2 separate regions of the Homo sapiens genome follow, and region 2 is linked to region 1. Evidence: read pairs that join two places in POLR2A ChIA-PET (ENCODE). Cell type or tissue: HepG2. All regions are shown on one strand. Each heading gives the region's core, and the rest is flanking DNA. Links, peaks and the distances in the headings are about the cores only.

The links. ChIA-PET counts read pairs that join two places held together with the same protein. Peaks named below come from ENCODE experiments on the same cell type or tissue, not always from the same donor. Only the 100,000 strongest peaks of a DNase experiment are listed, where the experiment ranks them.
Region 2: POLR2A ChIA-PET joins it to region 1 with 23 read pairs; 8 of 35 experiments call an interaction of 5 or more read pairs at or near these places.

What each region holds. Positions count from the first base shown.
Region 1 is chr1:26,983,951-26,993,557 of GRCh38, reverse strand. It overlaps OSTCP2 (oligosaccharyltransferase complex subunit pseudogene 2), which reads left to right and starts at 7,215. Exons shown (of 1, transcript XM_047437145.1): 1 at 7,215-7,801. The coding sequence starts at 7,218. The coding sequence ends at 7,661. It also overlaps the pseudogene RPL32P6. RefSeq lists enhancers at 94-253, 7-506, 507-1,008, 2,586-2,880. In HepG2, for the core only: a CTCF peak has its summit at 1,753; DNase peaks (open chromatin) are centred at 1,967 and 2,887; H3K4me3 peaks cover 1,602 bases.
Region 2 is chr1:26,932,931-26,942,537 of GRCh38, reverse strand. NUDC (nuclear distribution C, dynein complex regulator) reads right to left here. Exons shown (of 9, transcript NM_006600.4): 3 at 878-1,081; 4 at 720-785. Among named protein-coding and RNA genes, the nearest start is that of NUDC, 16 kb to the right of the region's middle. In HepG2, for the core only: no CTCF peak of the experiment used is centred there; a DNase peak (open chromatin) is centred at 4,197.

The sequences.
Region 1 (9,607 bases), core at 840-3,339:
ATTCCCCAAACCCTTCAGGTCCTGCCCTTCGCCGGATTCTGCTCCGCTAGGGCATCCGGTCCCCTTTCGCCTCTCCCCAAATTTTGGGTGCAAAGGGAGCCTCATCTTCCCTGGTTTGGCCCCTCAGAGTCATAAGCTCTGGTAGCTGGTGTTTAGAAATTCACGGAATCCGGTCTCCATCCGGGGGAGGGTCTTGCCTAAGGCCTCTGTGCGAAGAGAGCCTGGGCTAGAACGCAGGAGGCTTGACTCCTTGTGCCGTGCTCCTCCCACACCTCATGCTGCCCTTGGCCGAATCAGTTCTGCCCGGTCTCTCCTGGGCCATAGGGCTCTCAAGGACCCCCTTTCCCACCTCACTAGGGCAGTGGAAGGGTTAACGCAGAGGGGCGACTGCCGTCCTGGTGGGACGGGGATCTAGCTGGACTGATTCCACGATAGGTAGAGCGCTTTATTCGCAGAACAAATACCTCAGCGCTGCCGCTGAGCCTGCAAACCTTGGTGGCATCACAGAGGAGCCCCGGACCCCACGGTGTGCAAAGTTCTTTCCCTGCCCCGGCTCGTGTTTACTCCTCCCAGCCGGTGTTCCTACACATTTTAAAGAGGGGGAAACTGGCCGGGCGCGGTGGCTCACGCCTGTAATCCCAGCACTTTGGGAGGTCAAGGCGGTCGGATCACCTGAGGCCAGGAGTTCAAGACCAGCCTGAGCAACATGGCGAAACCCCATCTTTACTAAAAATAGAAAAAAATTAGCCGGTCGTCGTGGTAGGCGCCTGTAATCCCAACTACTCGGTAGGCTGAGGCAGGAGAATCGCTTGAACCTGGGAGGCGGAGGCTACAGTGAGCCAAGATCGCGCCATTGAACTCCAGCCTGGGCGACAGAGCAAGACTCCGTCTCAAAAAAAAAAAAAAAAAAAAGCCGGGGGCGGGAAGGGGGAAGGGGGGTGTGCGGGGGCGGGGAACTGACTGGCGGGGCGCGGTGGCTCCGCCACCACTTTGCGAGCCCGAGGTGGGTGGATCACCTAAGGTCAGGAGTTCTAGACCAGCCTGGCCAACATGGTGAAACCCCTGTCTCTACTGAAAATACAAAAAAATTAGCCAGGTGTGGTGGCGCACCTCTGTAGTTCCAGCTACTCAGCAGGCTGAGGGAGGAGAATCGCTTGAATTCGGGAGGCAGAGGTTGCAGTGAGCAGAGATTGTGCCACTGTACTCCAGCCTGGGCGACAGAGCAAGACTCAGTCTCAAAAAATAAATAAAAATAAAAAATAAAGAAGGGGAAACTGAGACCCTGAAGGGCAGTAGTGCTTTGCCCAATGTCTTATTGACGACTGGTGGCTGAATCCAGATTTTTGAATCTGGACAGAAATGCACGAGCTCAGCCATTCATGCCCTCTGGGGGCTCAGATACCTGGGTCTAGTCCTCTTGGTGGAGGGACGTTCTTTATGTGGGACTTTATCTGACACTTCTCATCTGGCCCTGACAAAATGATAGAATGGAACCCTGCCCACTTTTCCCCCAACAGAAATGACCCTGCCATACCAAACACTGGCTCAGACACCATGGGCCTGCCTCAGTTTCCATCTACTTGAAGGTGGCATCAGAGATGGGAGGTCTCTGTGGTGGGTGGGGGCAAGGGCCAGGGGTCCAGAAACCAGCTCTGAACCCGATTGGGAAGGACTGCAGCAGACCCTGGGCTCAGGAGGACCTGCGGAAGGTATGGCCAGTGTGACTGCTGAAGCCTGAAGAGGAGGCAGATGGCGTGCTTGCATGATGTGCAGGATGATGATAGAGCCTCATCCTCCCCCCATGAACACATGTTCTCTAACTGCTTTCAGGTGTCTTAGAGTGAGTGAGACTGAGTGATGGGGACTCGTGGGCGAGACAGTTGGGCTCCAAAGAGGCAGCTCAGAAGCGGCTGGGAGAGGAAGGCGGGTGGGTGAGAGGCGCCAGGCTCAGTGAAGAGGAAGGGTGGAGGGGTTGGGGGAGGGAGGAGGTCAGAAGCAGGGTGCCCAGTGACCAGGGGTGGTGGAGACTCAGTGAGGGGAAGGGGAGGGCTTGGGAGGATGACTCAGTCAGAGGGGAAGAAGAGCTGTTCAGTGACTGTGCTGGGGCTCAGTAGGGGGAAGGGGCTGAGTGTGTGCAAAGGTGCTGGCGGAGGCTCGCCATGGGGGAAGGGAGGTTCAGTGAGGGGCATGGGAACTCAGAGAGTTGGAGGGGCTCAGTGAAGATGAGGGAGGCTCAGGAGCTACCAGGTTGCCCCCAGCAAGGAGGCTTGCCCTGCTGAATGATGGTGTCCCTTTGAACAGTCTCTTTTGTGTCATGCAATCATAGGTCTTTCTCAGGGCAGAAGCCCCTCATTGCCATGGTGGTGGGGAGATGGACAGGTGTTTTGCCTTCATGAGGCAGATCACTGCTCCCAACTCCTCAAGGACTGATTCAGGGGAAGAAGACTAGGACTTATCTCCACCCCCAACCACTGGCCAGATCCAGAGAACCAGTCAGACCCGGGTTGAAAACCAACACACACTGCCCATCTGGGTGACCTTGGGCAAGTAATTTATCTGAGTGGGAGAAGATGCACAGTATATATTTATTGAAGGAATGAATGTTCTCTGTCTCGTGATATCATCCCTAAGAAAGGGAGATTGATAGCCGTCTCTTCCTGATGAGAAACCAAAGTCCAGAGAAGTGAAGAGGCTTGCCCAAGTTCACACAGCAGGTAAATGGCCAAGCAAGAATTCAAACACAGATATGACCCACTCCGTGGTCACTCCTTACCTCCCTGTTCTCTGACAATGCTCCCTGTTGCTATCCTCTGTGGTATTTCCTATGAGTCATATGTATGTATTTGTTTATTGTTTAATTATTAATAGTCTCTCCCCCTTGACTGGTTTTGCTTATCACTAGAATCCCCTGAAGTCAAGCAGAGTGCCTGGCCCCATAAAGCACTCAATAAACATTTGTCTGAATTGAAAAATTTAGGCCGTGCACAGTGGCTCACGCCTGTAATCCCAGCACTTTGGGAGGCTGAGGCAGATGGATCACCTGAGATCAGGAGTTCAAGACCAGCCTGGCCAATGTGGTGAAACCCCATCTCTACTAAAAATACAAAAATATGGCCAGGGACGGTGGCTCACACCTGTAATCCTAGCACTTTGGGAGGCCGAGGTGGGTGGATGATGAGGCCAAGAGATCAAGACCATCCTGGCCAACATGATGAAACCCCACCTCTACTAAAAATACAAAAAATTAGCTGGGCGTGGTGGGGCAAGCCTGTAGTCCTGACTTCTCAGGAGGCTGAGGCAGGAGAATCGCTTGAACCCGGGAGGCGGAGGTTGTAGTGAGCTGAGATCATGGCACTGCACTCCAGCCTGGCGACAGAGCGAGACTCCATCTCAATAAATAAATAAATAAATACAAATACAAATACAAAAATTAGCCAGGCGTGGTGGTGCACATCTGTAATCCCAGCTACTCAGGAGGCTGAGGCAGGAGAATTGCTTGAACCTGGGAGGCAGAGGTTGCAGTGAGCTGAGATTGCGCTACTGCACTCCAGCCTCGGCAACAGGAGCAAGACACCATATCAAAAAAAAAAAGAAAGAGAGAGAGAGAGAGAGACGGGGGTGGGGGGAGACAGAGAGAGAGAGAGAGAGAGAGAGAGAGAGGAGAGAAGAGGAGAAGAGAAGAGAAAAGAAAAGAAAAGAAAAGAAAAATTAACCGGGTGTAGTGGTGCATGCCCATAATTCCAGCTACTCGGGAGGCTGAAGCAGAATCACTTGAACCCAGGAGGCGGAGATTGCAGTGAACCAAGATCACACCACTGCACTCCAGTTTGGGCAACAGAGCAAGACTCCATTAAAAGAAGAAAGAAAGAAAGAAGGAAGGAAGGAAGGAAGGAAGGAAGGAAGGAAGGAAGGAAAGAGAGAGAGAGAGAGAGAAGGTAGGAAAGAAGGAAGGAAGGAAGGAAGAAAAATAAAAATAACACAAGGGTAGGCCGGGTGCGGTGGCTCACTTCTGTATTCCCAGCACTTTGGGAGGCAGAGGCGGGTGGATCACGAGGTCAGGAGTTCAAGATCAGCCTGGCCAAGATGGTGAAACATCTCTACTAAAAATACAAAAAAGTTACCCGGGCATGGTGGCGGGTACCTGTAATCCCAGCTACTGGGGAGGCTGAGACAGAGAATTGCTTGCACCCAGGAGGGAGAGGTTGCAATGAGCTGAGATTGCGCCACTGCACTCCAGTCTGGGCAACAGAGAGAGACTCCGTCTCAAAAAAAAGAAAGAAAGAAAGAAAAGAAAACACAAGGGTAGAGCTTGCTGAGAATGGAGAGTTCCCTTCTCCATTCATTCATTTATTCTTTTTTATTTTATTTATTTATTTATTTATTTATTTATTTTTTCTGAGACGGAGTCTTGCTCTTGTTGCCCAGGCTGGAGGGCAGTGGTGCAATCTCAGCTCATTACAACGTCCGCCTCCCAGATTCAAGCGATTCTCCTGCCTCAGCCTCCCGCATAGCTGGGATTACAGGCATGAGCCACCACGCCTGGCTAATTTTGTATTTTTAGTACAGACAGGGTTTCTCCAGGTTGATCAGGCTGGTCTCGAACTCCCAACCTCCAGCGATCCGCCCGCCTCTGCCTCCCAAAGTGCTGGGATTACAGGCGTCAGCCACTGTGCCCAGCTTCTTGTCAGCTTTCTTAACTGGCCTGAGCACCACACTCTCGGAGTGGATAGGAGCCACAGTCTACCACCTATTAGTGCACATCCAGCCCAGCAAACACAACACCTGGAATGAAGAAATCCATCCATAACTGTAATGATTATTGTGTTTTTCTGATCTTTATAAAAGTTATAGAGTACATTCCTTTTGTAGAAAATCTGGAAGACAGATAAAATACTAAAATACTGAAAAAGAATAGGCTGTCAGGCAAGGTGGCTTATGCCTGTAATCCCAGCACTTTGGGAGACTGAGGCAGGAGGATCACTTGAGCAACTAGGAGTTCAAGACCAGCCTGGGCAATATGGTGAGACCTCATCTCTATGAAAAATAAAAATAAATTACCTGGGCATGGTGGTGCATGCCTGTAGTCCCAGCTATTCAGGAGGTTGAGGTGGGAGGATCGCTTGAGCCCAGGAAGTCGAGGCTGCAGTGAGCTGTCTCTTGCCACTGCACTCCAGCCTGGGTGACAGAGCAAGACCTCATCTCAAAAAATAAAAATAATAGGCCAAGCACAGTGGTTCGTGCCTATAATCCTGTACTTTGGGAGGCCAAGATGGGAGGATTGCTTCAGTCCAGGAGTTTGAGACCAGCCTGGGCAACATAGCAAGACTCTCTGTCTCTATGAAAAATTTAAAAAATTAGCCAGATTTGGTGGTGCACGCCTGTAGCTACATGGGAGGCTGAGGCAGGAGGACCCCTTGAGCCCAGGAGTTTGAGGCTGCAGTGAGCAGCGTCTGCACCACTGTACTCTGGCCTGGGAGACACAGAAAGACCCTCTCTCTCTCTTTTTTTTTTTTTTTTTTTTGAGATGGAGTCTCACTGTGTCACCCAGGCTGGAGTGCAATGGTGCGATCTCAACTCACTGCAACCTCCGCCTCCCAGGTTCAAGCAATTCTCCTGCCTCAGCCTCCTGAGCAGCTGGGATTACAGGCGCCCGCCACGACACCTGGCTAATTTTTGTATTCTTAGTATTCACCCAGCCGACCCTGTATCTTTAAAAAAAAAAAAAGAAAGAAAACAAGAAGAAGAAGAAAAGAAAAAGCCTGGGCGTGGTGGCTCACGCCTGTAATCCCAGCACTTTGGGAGGCCGAAGCAGGTGGATCACTTGAGGTCAGGAGGTCAAAACCAGCCTGACCAACATGGTGAAACACCATCTGTACTAAAAATACAAAATTAGCCAGGTGTGGTGGCGCACGCCTGTAATCTCAACTACTTGGGAGGCTGAGGCAGAATTTCTTGAACCCAGGAGGGAGAGGTTGCAGTGAGCCGAAATCACATCATTGCACTCCAGCCTGGGCAACAAGAGCGAAACTCCATCTCAAAAAAATTTAAAAAAGAAAGAATAGAGGAAAGGAGCCTGAAATCAGAAAGACTTATGTTTGAATCGAAGTTCAGTCCTTTTCTAGCTATGCAACCCTGAGAGAGGCACCTTTGTTCTCTGAACGTCAGGGTTTTCATCTGAGAAGTGGAACGGCTAATATCTATGGCATAGACAAGGACATTGACTCATGCAAGGATATGCCCAAGATCTCACATATCTATGGTCATATCTGGTCGTATCTATCTGACTCAAAACCTGTGGCCTGAGTTTGAGACCCTGAAAGAGAAGAGGCAGCTGAGATGGGACCAGGTTCCAGAGTCTGGTCCAGTATGTATCTATTGCCTCCAGGACAGCAGCCAGAAGAGACAGCCTTGTGGAGGGGACAGTGACTGTGGCTGTGGCCCCAAGCAGGATCCCCAATCCCCTCCATTAGCTGAGAGTGGGGTGGGGAAGGGGTCAAGGCCTGAGGAGTATATGTCCATCCCAGCCTAGAATATTTGAGTCCTCTGCTAAGAGATCCAACCTCTCCCTTTCAGCCTCTCCCTGGCAACCTGGCCTGGCACCCTCTAGGAAGTGATCTCAGTTTAATAATTTAGCAGATGCAGACAAAGATAGCAGCTCCGAAAATAACCCAGTCAGGCCCCAGCCTCCACCTTCCCTTTCCTTAACAGACTCCCCTGCCCTCCCCACAAGGTCTCTGGTTGCCCTACACACCTGTCAGTGTTCCTGCCTGCCAGTGAACACCTGATTCAATGCTTCCTCATTCTTCTTCTCCTCCTTGCTCCTTTCTCTCCATTGTTATATCAAGAGCTTTTATATGGGTCAGGCACGGTGGCTCACACCTGTAATCCCAGCACTTTGGGAGGGCGAGGCAGGTGGATCACCTGAGATCAGGAGTTCAAGATCAGCCTGGTCAATGTGGTGAAACCCCATCTCTACTAAAAATACAAAAATTAGCCGGGCATGGTGGTGCATGCCTGTAGTCCCAGCTACTTGGGAAGCTGAGGCAGGAGAATCTCTTGAACCTGGGAGGCGGAGATTGCGGTGAGCTGAGATTGCACCACTGCACTCCAGCCTGGATGACAGAGTGAAACTCCGTCTCCAAAATAATAATAAATAAATAAATAAATAAATAAATAAATAAAATAAAATAAAGAGCTTTTGCCTTTATGCAACCAACATGGAGATTTTGTACCATGTCCTGTTCTTAGTGCTTGAATGTCCTAACCTGAAGCTGAAGAAGCCGCCCTGGCTGCACATGCTGTCGGCCATGACTGTATGCTCTGGTGGTGGTGTCTTCCTCATTACCGGAGGAATCATTTATGATGTTATTGTTGAACCTCCAAGTGTTGGCTCTATGACTGATGAACATGGGCATCAGAGGCCAGTAGCTTTCTTTGCCTATAGAGTAAATGGACAATATATTATGGAAGGACTTGCATCCAGCTTCCTGTTTACAATGGGAGGTTTAGGTTTCATAATCCTGGACCAATTGAATGCACCAAATATCCCAAAACTCAATAGATTTCTTCTTCTATTCATTGGATTTGTCTGTGTTCTATTGAGTATTTTCATGGCTAGAGTATTCATGAGAATGAAACTGCCGAGCTATCTGATGGGTTAGAGTGCCTTTGAGAAGAAATCAGTGGATACTGGATTTTTTCTTGTCAATGAAGTTTTAAAGGCTGTACCAATCCTCTAATATGAAATGTGGAAAAGAATGAAGAGCAGCAGTAAAAGAAACTTCTAGTGAAAAAACAGGAAGCATATTGAAGCTTGGATTAGAATTTCTTCTTGGTATTAAAGAGACAAGTTTATCACAGTATTTTTTTTTCCTGCTGACCTATTGCTGTACCAACGATGTTGAGTGGCATTTTCTTCTTAGTTTTTCATTTCTTAAAGAAAATATACTCTATATCTCAACTATAATATCAAGTAAAGTGATTATTTTTTACAACCCCCTTACCATTTTTTAGAGATGACATTTCTGATTTTCAGAAATTAACATAAAATCAAGAAGCAAGATTACATAAACTGAGAACTCTGGACAGCTGATCAGCTTTATCTATGGTGCTTCACTTTAACTAGAGTGTGTGATGGTAGATTATTTCAGAATTGTATGTAAGACTTTCCTGAACAATAAGATGTATGAAAGGAGCAGAAACAAATACTTTTTCTAATTAAAAACAAAAAAGCTGGGTGCAAGGGTGCACACTGTAATCCCAGCTACTCGAGAGGCTGAGGCAGGAGAATCACTTGAACCCGGGAGGTGGAGGTTGTAGTGAGCCGAGATCGCACCACTGCACTCCAGCCTGGGTGACAGAGTGAGACTCTGTCTCAAACAAACAAACAAACAAACAAAAAGCTTTTATATCAATTAGGGCTTAGGGAAATCTTTCCACTGGGCGTGGTGGCTCACACCTGTAATACCAGCACTTTGGGAAGCCAAGGCAGGCAGATCACAAGGTCAGGAGTTCGAGACCAGCCTGACCAACACGGTAAAACCCTATCTCTACTAAAAATACAAAAATTAGCTGGGCATGGTGGCACACGCCTAGAGTCCCAGCTACTCGGGAGGCTGAGGCAGGAGAAACGCTTGAACCCGGAAGGCAGAGGTTGTCGTGAGCTGAGATCAAGACTGTGCCACTGCACTCCAGCCTGGGTGACAGAGCAAGACTCCATCTCAAAAAGAAAAGAAAAGAATAAAGAAATCTTTCCTAGAAGCCAGAAGACTTGGGCTTAATTCACTGTGTGGACCTGAGCACTCTCCTTCACCTCTCTGACTCTGTTCCTGCATTTGTAAAATGAGGCCTCTGGAAGCCGGGCGCGGTGGCTCGTGCTTGTAATCTCAGCACTTTGGGAGGCTGCAGCAGGAAAATCACTTAAGCCCAGGAATTTGAGGTCAGCGTGGGTAACATAGGGAGACCCCGTCTCTACAAAAACATTTAAGAATTAGCTGGGCATGGTTGCACATGGCTGTAGCCCCAGCTACTCAGGAGGCTGAGGTGGGAGGATCGCTTGAGCTCAGGAGGTCGAGGCTGCAGTGAGCCGAGATTGTGCCACTGCTCTCCAGCCTGGGCAACACAGTAAGACCCTGTTTCGAAAAAATTTTTTTTGAAATGAGGCCTCTGGATTCCTAAATAAGACATGAACAAAATGTTGGTGTGGGTGCCAATTACTTGGATAGGGGACTGGATGTCTTCCTCAGGAAGGCACAACTGCCGTGTCAATGTCATCTCAGTCAACAGCACTACAATCCATCTATGCTGCTGCTCTATACAGGGAGCCCAGATTTCTCTGTGTTTGATTTCTCTTGTGAAGAAAGCTTTGCCCTAGTTATTATTCCTAGAATAAAAGGCTATGACTTGTGTTCACAGTGGCGGTAGCAGGTTCCACATGCTTTTGATGCTTCATCACATTTTTGGTGTTACTTTTTTTTTTGCAGTTTTCGTGGTTTTATTTAAACATGAATCAGGCATGCATGCACGTGAGCCGTCTATTCATTTTCTTTGCTGTGCAGCCTGGAATTGGGGTTGGAGACTCTGGGGGCTAGTTATGCTGCTCTTTCCA
Region 2 (9,607 bases), core at 2,713-5,212, 53 kb after region 1:
CTGCCCACTCCACAGAGGGGCAGACCCCCAAGCCTTGGTCCACTGGGAACCAGGTAAAACTTGGTTCTGATCTCAGTCTGAGAGGAGCTCAGACTATTAATATTATACCATGTGACAAAGGATATGGCTGGGCCCACAGAACCCAGCCAACCTCAGATGGGACCTGTAATAGGCACTGCCCTCTCTGGCTATTGGGTTTTCTTGCCATAAACAGGTTAAGGTCAGTCGGTTTTTATTTTATTTTTTTGGGACGGAGTCTTGCTCTGTCGCCCAGGCTGGAGTGCAGTGGCGTGATCTCGGCTCATGGCAACCTCCGCCTCCCGGGTTCAAGCAATTCTCTGCCTCAGCCTCCCGAGTAGCTGGGATTACGGGCGCCCACCACCATGCCTGGCTAATTTTTGTATTTTTAGTAGAGATGGGGTTTCACCATCTTGGCCAAGTTGGTCTTGAACTCCAGACCTCGTGATTTACCCACCTCGGCCTCCCAAAGTGCTGGGATTACAGGTGTGAGCCACTGCGCCTGGCAGGTTTTTATTTTTTTAACCTGGATCCTTTGGTTCAATGTCTCTGAGTGTGATCTTAAAGTATGGGGAAGATTCCCAAAGCCAGGAGGGGAGGGGATAGGATAAGGAAGGGTATTCCAGAGAAAGCAGTAGGCAGGAGATTTCCTGTAAGTTCCAAGCTCCTGGCTCATCCCAAGTCCCTGCAGTCCATCTCACCTGCTTCCCTGGGGAGTCAAGGCTGCCGTTCTTGAGCTGGGCCTCATGATTCTCTGCATCCTTTTTCTGGGGCAAAGAGCACAGCAGTTGGCAACAGGACCCCACTGCTCAGTGCCAGGGGGGATCTGAGGGGTGGAGAAGGGAAGCCCACCCTTCACCTGGTCAATCTCTAGCTGCAGCCTCTCTGCCTCTTCATCAGTTAGCTCCTTGATCTGGGGCCCTGAGGTCTCTGACTTGGCTTCCTTGGCCAGTCTGGCCGCCCGCTCCGCCTTCTCCCGCCGCTCGGCCTCCTGCCGGGCTCTCTTCTCCCGCCGGGTCTTCTGTGCCAGCTGATTGTGGTGGCTGAAAGTCTGTGTGATAAGCTGGAGAGGGAAGAAAGGCCATGAGGCATCAGAGCAGGGGACAGTGTCCCACAGCCTGGAGTCCAGCCCCACTCTCTACCTGCTGGGTGCAAGGGCAAAGCACTGCACCCAGAAACTCGGTTTCCTCATGTGCAAAATGAGGAAAATACATCTATCTCATAGGGTTGTAATGACAATACCTGCAAAGCACCTGTCTCAATAAACTGGCTGTTTTAAAAAGTGATGCTTGGCCGGGCGCGCTGGCTCACACCTGTAATCCCAGCACTTTGGGAGGCTGAGGAGGGTGGATCACAAGGTCAAGACCATCCTGGCCAACATGGTGAAACCCTGTCTCTACCAAAAATACAAAAAAAAAAAAAAAAAAAAAAAAAGCTGGGCATGGTGGCGGGGGCCTGTAATCCCAGCTACTCGAGAAGCTGAGGTGGGAGAATCGCTTGAACCTGGGAGGCAGAGGTTGCAGTGAGCAGAGATCGTGCCACTGCACTCCAGCCTGGTGACAGAGCAAGACTCCATCTCAAAAAAAAATAATAATAATAAATAAAGGAATTGGAGACTAATCTGGCCAACATGGTGAAACCCCGTCTCTACTAACAATACAAAAAAATTAGCCAGGCGCGGTGGCGTGCGCCTGTAATCCCAGCTACTCAGGAGGCTGAGGCAGGGGAATTGCTTGAACTAGGGAGGTGGAGGTTGCAGTGAGCTGAGATCAGGCCACTGCACTCCAGCATGGGTGACAAAGCGAGACTCTGTCTCAAAAAAACCAAAACAAAAAAAGTGGCGCTGTTTAAAGTAAAAACTCAAGCCTCAGTCCCTCACAAGCCTTTCCTGAGTTCTCAGGCCCACTCCTCTGACTAATCACTCTTACTCTTAGTGCATCCTGTCTCCAAGACCACAGTCCAGCTATGCAAGACTTGACACCACACCCAAAAAGGACACGTTAGCAGAAAGCCAGGGAGCTTTTTTTTTTAATTTTTTTTTTTGAGATGGAGTTTCACTCTTGTTGCCCAGGCTGGAGTGCAGTGGCGTGATCTTGGCTCACTGCAAGCTCCGCCTCCCGGGTTCAAGTGATTCTCCTTCCTTAGCCTCCCGAGTAGCTGGGATTATAGGCATGTGCCACCACGCCTGGCTAATTTTGTATTTTTAGTAGAGATGGGGTTTCTCCATGTTGGTCAGGCTGGTCTCGAACTCCTGACCTCCAGTGATCCGCCTGCCTCAGCCTCCCAAAGTGCTGGGATTATAGGTGTGAGCCACCGTGCCCGGTCAAAGTGCTGGGATTATAGGTATGAGCTACCGCGCCAGGTCAAAGCCAGGGAGCTTTCTTGAAGGAAGAGCCTGTTCACCCTCTCTCCAGCAAGCAAGCTATCAACTTCAAATCCTTTTTCTCCACTACACCTTCCCAGGAGGTTTCCACTCCAGGATGTGCTAGCCAGCCTCCCTGCTACCCAAGGACAACCCTCCACCCATACTATTGCCACCTGTCATTATTTGGCTCCTGGCCTTAGACAAGTGAACAACTTTGACTCTTTCTAAGCCTGTTTCCTTATCCGTCATGAGGATTGAGTATGACAGCACAAATCAAGAGCCTAGTGAGGTCCACATCACAGGGTTCCCCTGACCTGCAGCATCAGCATCACCTGGAACCTGTTAGAAACGCTAAATCTTAAGCCCCACTCCAGATCTACTGGATCAGAAATTCTGGGGTATGGCCAGGCAATCTGTATTTTTAACAAGCCCTCCTGGCCAATTTCCATGCATACTTCAAAATCACACCTAGATTTGAGTTCCTGGTCTACTCTTACCTGCGTGACCCTGAGGTCATGTCTCTGTGCCTCTATCTTGTTATTATTATTATTATTTTTGAGGCATGGTCTCACTCACCCAGGCTGGAATGCATTCGACCTCCCTGGGCTAAGGTGATCCTCCCACTTCAGCCTCCCCAGTGGCTGGGACTATAAGTACATGCCACCATGCCTGGCTAATTTTTGTATTTTTTTATAGAGACAAGGTTTTGCCATGTTGCCCAGGCTGGTCTCAAACTCCTGGGTCAAGTGATCCACCTGCCTCATCTTCCCAAAGTGCTGGGATTACAAGTGTAAGCCATTATGCCTGGTCTAAGTTATTATCTCTAAAAACAGTCTTGGCCAGGTGTGGTGGCTCATGCCCGTAATCCCAGCACTTTGGGAAGATGAGGCAGGTGGATCACTTGAGGCTGAGGCGGGCAGATCACCTGAGGTCAGGAGTTCTTGACCACCCTGGCCAACATGGTAAAACCCTGTCTCTACTAAAAATCCAAAAATGAGCCCGGTGTGGTGGCACACGCCAGTAGTCCCAGCTACCTGGGAGGCTGAGGTGGGGGAATCACTTGAACCCGGGAGGCAGAGGTTGCAGTGAGCAGAGATCGCGCCACCAGCCTGGGTAACAGAGGGAGACCCTGTCTCAAAATAAATAAAAGCAATCTTGGCATGTGTTGTTCTTTGCCTAGAATGTCTCATCCCCATTCTCAGGTCACCTGGCAAACCAATTCATCCTCCATGACCAGTCAAGTGTCAAAGTTTCACCTCTGGCCAGGAACATACCCTTAGGACACTCAACTCAATGCCAACCCATACACAGTGTGCATGTGCACACATACGCACATACCCCTAGAGGCCTTGCAGGGCACTTGCCATGTGATCAGTGGTCAATAAACCCTCTTTCAAGCATCTCTAAGGCAGAACTGCAGGGAAAGCTCTGCAGGGGCTCAAGGTCACAGAAGTCACCCACGGGCCCCCAGACCTGGGGTTCTGCTAAATGCCCTGTGGATTCTCACCCATTTGACGCCAAATTCTCCTGCTATGCCCAAACCCCCTGTCCCATGCCACACCACAGTAGCTCCACACTCTACAAGGTTAAAGAACACCAAACGTACCCCCTAAACCACAAATTAAACTGGTAGGGGAGGCCATTCTGCTGTCAGTAGAAACAATAGGTCATAATTACACCAGCAGAGGCTGTTCCACCACAAGGCCTTGGTCCTAAGTCCCTAATCAGAGAGACCTTGAACTAAAGGCATTTGCCAACCAGTGGCCAAAGGGAGGTGGGAGCAGGGCCCTCCCCTCTCCCAGCTCCACTGAATCATGTCACATCCCATTTGTACTTCCTTCCTAGCTCCTGGAGGTTAAGCAAGGGCAGAGCTAAACCACCAGGCAGAGTCAAGGCCAATCACAGCAGCCTCTGACCCATCCTCCCATCAGCCTGACCTAGGCCCAGCCTCAGACAGATAACCCCAGGGTTGTGGAAGCTTACCCAGAGGCTGTCACCGACTCAAGCTTCGGTCACTGGACACATCTTTGGGAACCACAGCCAACCAGGGTGGGGAGGGCTGGGCCTGCTCTAAATCCAAGCCTGTCACTCTCCCCCAGAAGAGGCCCAGGACAGTACAGGCATGTGCCACCATGCCAGCCTTCTCAAATACTTTTCAGAAGGCAGAAGAATTTTATGAAATAGCTGTTATTCAAATGCTAATCCAGGTCGGGCACGGGGGCTCCCATCTGTAATCCCAGCACTTTGGGAAGCAGAGGCAGACAGATCACTTGAGCCCAGGAGTTTGAAACCAGCCTGGGCAACATAGGAAGACCCTGTCTCTATAAAAAATACAAAAATTAGCTGAGTGTAGTGGTACCTGTAGTTCCAGCTACTCGAGAGACTGAGGCAGGGGGATTGCTTGAGCCTGGGAGGTCAAGACTCCAGTGAGCCATGATCACATCACTGCACCCCAGCCTGGGTGACAGAGCAAGACTCTGTCTCAAAAAAACAAACAAATAAATAGAAATAAAAATAAATAAATAAAATGCTAGTGCACTGAGGAACTACATCTGTGCAAATAATTTAAGTTTACCAGGTACAGTGGCTCATACCGGTAATCCCAGCACTTTGGAAAGGCCGAGGCGGGCAGATCGCTTGAGCTCAGGAGGTTAAGACCAGCCTGGGCAACGTGGTGAGACCCCGTCTATACCAAAAATACGAAAATATTAGCCAGACACGGTGGCATATGCCTGCAGTCCCAGCTACTCGGGAGGCTAAGATGGAAGGACTGCTTGAGCCTGGGAGCCGGAGGTTGCTGTGAACTGAAGGTTACAGTGAGCCGAGATTGCGCCGCTGCACTACAACCTGCGTGAGAGTGAGAACCTGTCTCAAAACAAAAACCCCCCTAAACAATGGGGTTTGGAGTTTCTAGGGTGGTGAACACATCAAGGTGTCGGGAGGGTGGCACACCCAGAGAGGGTACGGAGGCTCCAGGCCCCACCCCCATACCTAGCCCTACACAGCTATTTGGCTGTTCCTGAAGTTATGTCTTTTATAATAAACAAGTAACAGTAAATAAAGCACTTTCCTGAGTTTTGAATCATTCTAGCAAATTATTAAACCTGAAAAGGTGGTCATGGCAAACCCCAGTTTACAGCTGGTTGGTCAGAAGTACACGAGGCAATTTGGAACTTATAACTGGTGTGTCAAGTGGGCACTGTCTTATGGGACTGAGTCCTTAACCTGTGGAGTCTGCAGTAATTCTGGGTAGTTACGGTCAGAATTCAATTGAATTGTAGGATACCCAGTTGGTGTCCAGAGAACTGGAGAACTGGTCGTCGAGTGGTGGAAAAACCCCACACATTTGGTGTCAGAACGGCTGTGAGTAAAAACCATTCTTAGGATGCAATACGCAAAATCCAGATTGTGGGAAACTTTGCCAGGACAAACGACCCTTTATTCAAAAAACAAATTGCAAGGAAAAAAGAGGTCTCTTGTGTTTTATTTTTTAAATCTTAAAATTTTTTTTTGTAGGCCAGGTAGGGTGACTCACGCCTGTAATCCCAGCGCTTCGGGAGGCCAAGGTGGGTGGATCACCTGAGGTCAGGATTTAGACCACTGGAGTTCGAGACCAGCCTGGCCAACAAGGTGAAACCCTGCCTCTACTAAAAATACAAAAATTAGGCTGGGCTCGGTGGCTCACACCTGTAAACCAGGCACTCTGGGAGGCCGAGGCAGGCGGATCACCTGAGGTCGGGAGTTCAAGACCAGCCTGACCAACTTGGAGAAACCCTGTCTCTACTAAAAATACAAAAATTAGCTGGGCGTGGTGGCGCATGCCTGTAATCCCAGCTACTTGGGAAGCTGAGGCAGGAGAATTGCTTGAACCCAGGAGACAGATGTTGTGGTGAGCCGAGATCAGGACACCGTACTCCAGCCTGGGCAACAACAGCAAAACTCCATCTCAAAAAAAAAAAAAAAAAAAAAAAAAAAAAAAAAAAAAAAAATATATATATATATATATATATATATATATATTAGCCGGGCGTGGTGGTGGGTGCCTGTAATCCCAGCTACTTGGGAGGCTGAGGCAGAAGAACTGCTTGAACTCAGGAGGCGGAGGCTGCAGTGAGCCAAGATCATGCCACTGCACTCACGCCTCAGCACCAGAGACTCCAAGTCAAAAAAAAACAAAACATTTTTTTTTTGTAGAGATGGAGTCTCATTATATTACCCAGGCTGGTCTTCAACTCCTGGGCTCAAGTGATCCTACCACCTCAGCCTCCCAAAGTGCTGTGATTACAGGCCTGAGCCACTGTGCCTGACCCTTAATTTTTTGTTTTTGTCTTTGTTTGAGGTCTCTTAATTTACAGGTTTCTATCACCCAGTGTAAAGTGTGAACCTTACTTGAATTAGGAATCAAACAATCGTAATCAAATACCCAATAAAAAAGACAAATGTCTTGACTAGATGATATATGATATCATCTAGTTCTGTGTCCCCACCCAAATCTCATCTTGAATTGTAGTTCCCATAATCCCCACATGTCATGGGAAGGACCTGGTGGGGGGTAATTTGAATCATGGGGGTGGCTACCCCCATGCTGCTTTCTTGATAGTGAGTTATCATGAGATCTGATGATTTTACAAGGGGCTTTTCCGCCTTTGCCTGGCACTTCTCCTTCCTGCCACCTTGTAAAGGTGGTACCTGCTTCCCCTTCACCTTCCACCCTGACTGTAAGTTTCCTAAGGCTTCCTCAGCCATGCAGAACTATGAGTCAATTAAACCTCTTTCCTGGCCATAGTACATGAGGGTTCTGTATTAGTCTGTTCTCATGCTGCTATGAAGGAATACCCTAGACTGGGTAATTTATAAAGAAAAGAGGTTTACGGCTGGGCACGGTGGCTCACGCCTGTAATCCCAACACTTTGGGAGGCCAAGGGGGCACGGAACACCTGACGTCAGGAGTTCGAGACCAGGTTGGCCAACACAGTGAAACCCTGTCTCTACTAAAAATACAAAAATTAGCCAGGCGTGGTGGCAGGCACCTGTAATCCCAGCTACTTGGGAGGCTGAGGCAGGAGAATCGCTTGAACCCAGGAGGCAGAGGTTGCAGTGAGCTGAGATCGCCCCACTGCACTCCAGCCTGGGTGACAGAGCGAGACTCTGTCTCAAAAGAAAAAAAAACAAAAAACAAAAACAAAAAAACCTGTCCTGGCCGGGCGCGGTGGTTCACGCCTGTAATCCCAGCACTTTGGGAGGCCAAGGCAAGTGGATCACGAGGCCAGGAGATCGAGACCATCCTGGCTAACACGGTGAAACCCCGTCTTTACTAAAAACACAAAAAATTAGCCGGGCATGGTGGGGGGTGCCTGTAGTCCCAGCTACTGGAGGCTGAGGCAGGAGAATGGCGTGAACCCAGGAGGCGGAGCTTGCAGTGAGCCCAGATTGCACCACTGCACTCCAGCCCGGGCGACAGAGCGAGACTCCATCTCAAAAAAAAAAAAAAACCTCTGTCCTTTATAAATTACCCAGTCTTGGGTATTTCTTCACAGCAGCATGAGAACGAAGTAATACCTTGTCACAGATGAGCTTTGGACTGGGACTTATGGGTTAATGCAGAAATGAATTAAGACTTTGTGGGGCTGTTGGAAGGGCATGATTGTGTTTTGAAATGTGAAGACATGAGATTTGGCGGGGGTACCAGGGGCAGAATGATACCGTTTGGCTCTGTTTCCCCACCCAAATCTCACCTTGAATTGTAATTCCCACATGTCAAAGGCAGTACCAGGTGGAGGTAACTGAATCACCAGGATGGTTTCCCCCATGCTGTTCTCATGATACGAGTGAGTTCTCACAAGATCTGATGGTTTTATTAGCGTCTGGCATTTCTTCTGCTGGCACTCATTCTCTCTCCTGCCAATCTGTGAAGAAATGCCTTCTTCCATGATTTTAAGTTTCCTGAGGCCTCCCCGGTCATGCAGAACTCTGAGTCAATTAAACCTCTTTTTTTTCTTCTTTGAGACGGAGTCTCGCTCTCTCGACAGGCTGGAGTGCCATAGCACAATCTCGACTCACTGCAACCTCTGCCTCCCACGTTTAAGCGATTCTCTTGCCTCAGCCTCCTAAGTGGCTGGGAATACAGGCACACGCCACCACACCCAGCTAATTTTTGTATTTTTAGGAGAGCTGGGGTTTCACCATGTTGGCCAGGATGTTCTTGATCTCCTGACCTCGTGATCTGCCCACCTTGGCCACCCAAAGTGGTGGGATTACAGGCGTGAGCCACCGTGCCCAGCCGTAATCCTCTTTTCTTTATGAATTACCCAGTCTGGGGTATTCCTTCATAGCAGCATGAGAACAGACTAATACAGAATCCTCATGTACTATTAGTGGTAGTGTCAAATGGTGCATCTGCTATGGAAAAGATCATGGCATTTCCTAAAAAAACTAAAAACTGGCTGGATGCAGTGGCTCAAACCTGTAATCCCAGCACTTTGGGAGGCCGAGGCGGGTGGATCACCTGAGGTCAGGAGTTTGAGACCAACCTGGCCAACATGGTGAAACCCCGTCTCTAATAGAAATACAAAAATTAGCCAGGTGTGGTGGCAGGTGCCTGTAATCCCAGCTACTCAGGAAGCTGAGGCAGGAGAATCGCTTGAACCCAGGAGGCAGAGGTTGCAGTGAGCCGAGATTGCATCATTGCACTCCAGCCTGGGCAACAAGAGTAATACTGTCTTAAAACAAAAACAAAAACAAAAACAAAAACTACCATATGATCCAATAGATTACACTGCCGAGTAACACCTGCAAGAATTGAAAATAGAATCTCAAAAGATTTGTGCACCTATGTTCACAAAAGTACTATGCACAATAACCAAGGGGTGAAAGCAACCCAAAAGTCCATCAGCAGAAGAATAGATTTAAAAAAAAAAATTGTGGCCGGGCGCGGTGGTCAAGCCTGTAATCCCAGCTCTTTGGGAGGCCGAGCCAGGCAGATCACGAAGTCAGGAGTTCAAGACCAGCCTGACCAATATGGTAAAACCCCGACTCTAATAAAAATACAAAAATTAGCCGGGCGTGGTGGCGTGTGCCTGTAGTCCCAGGTACTCGGGAGGCTGAGGTTGCAGTGAGCCAAGATCGTGCCACTGCACTCCAGCGTGGGCAAGAAACAGAGCAAGACTTGTCTCAAAAAGAAAAAAAAAAATTGTGATATATACATATAATGGAATATTATTCAGC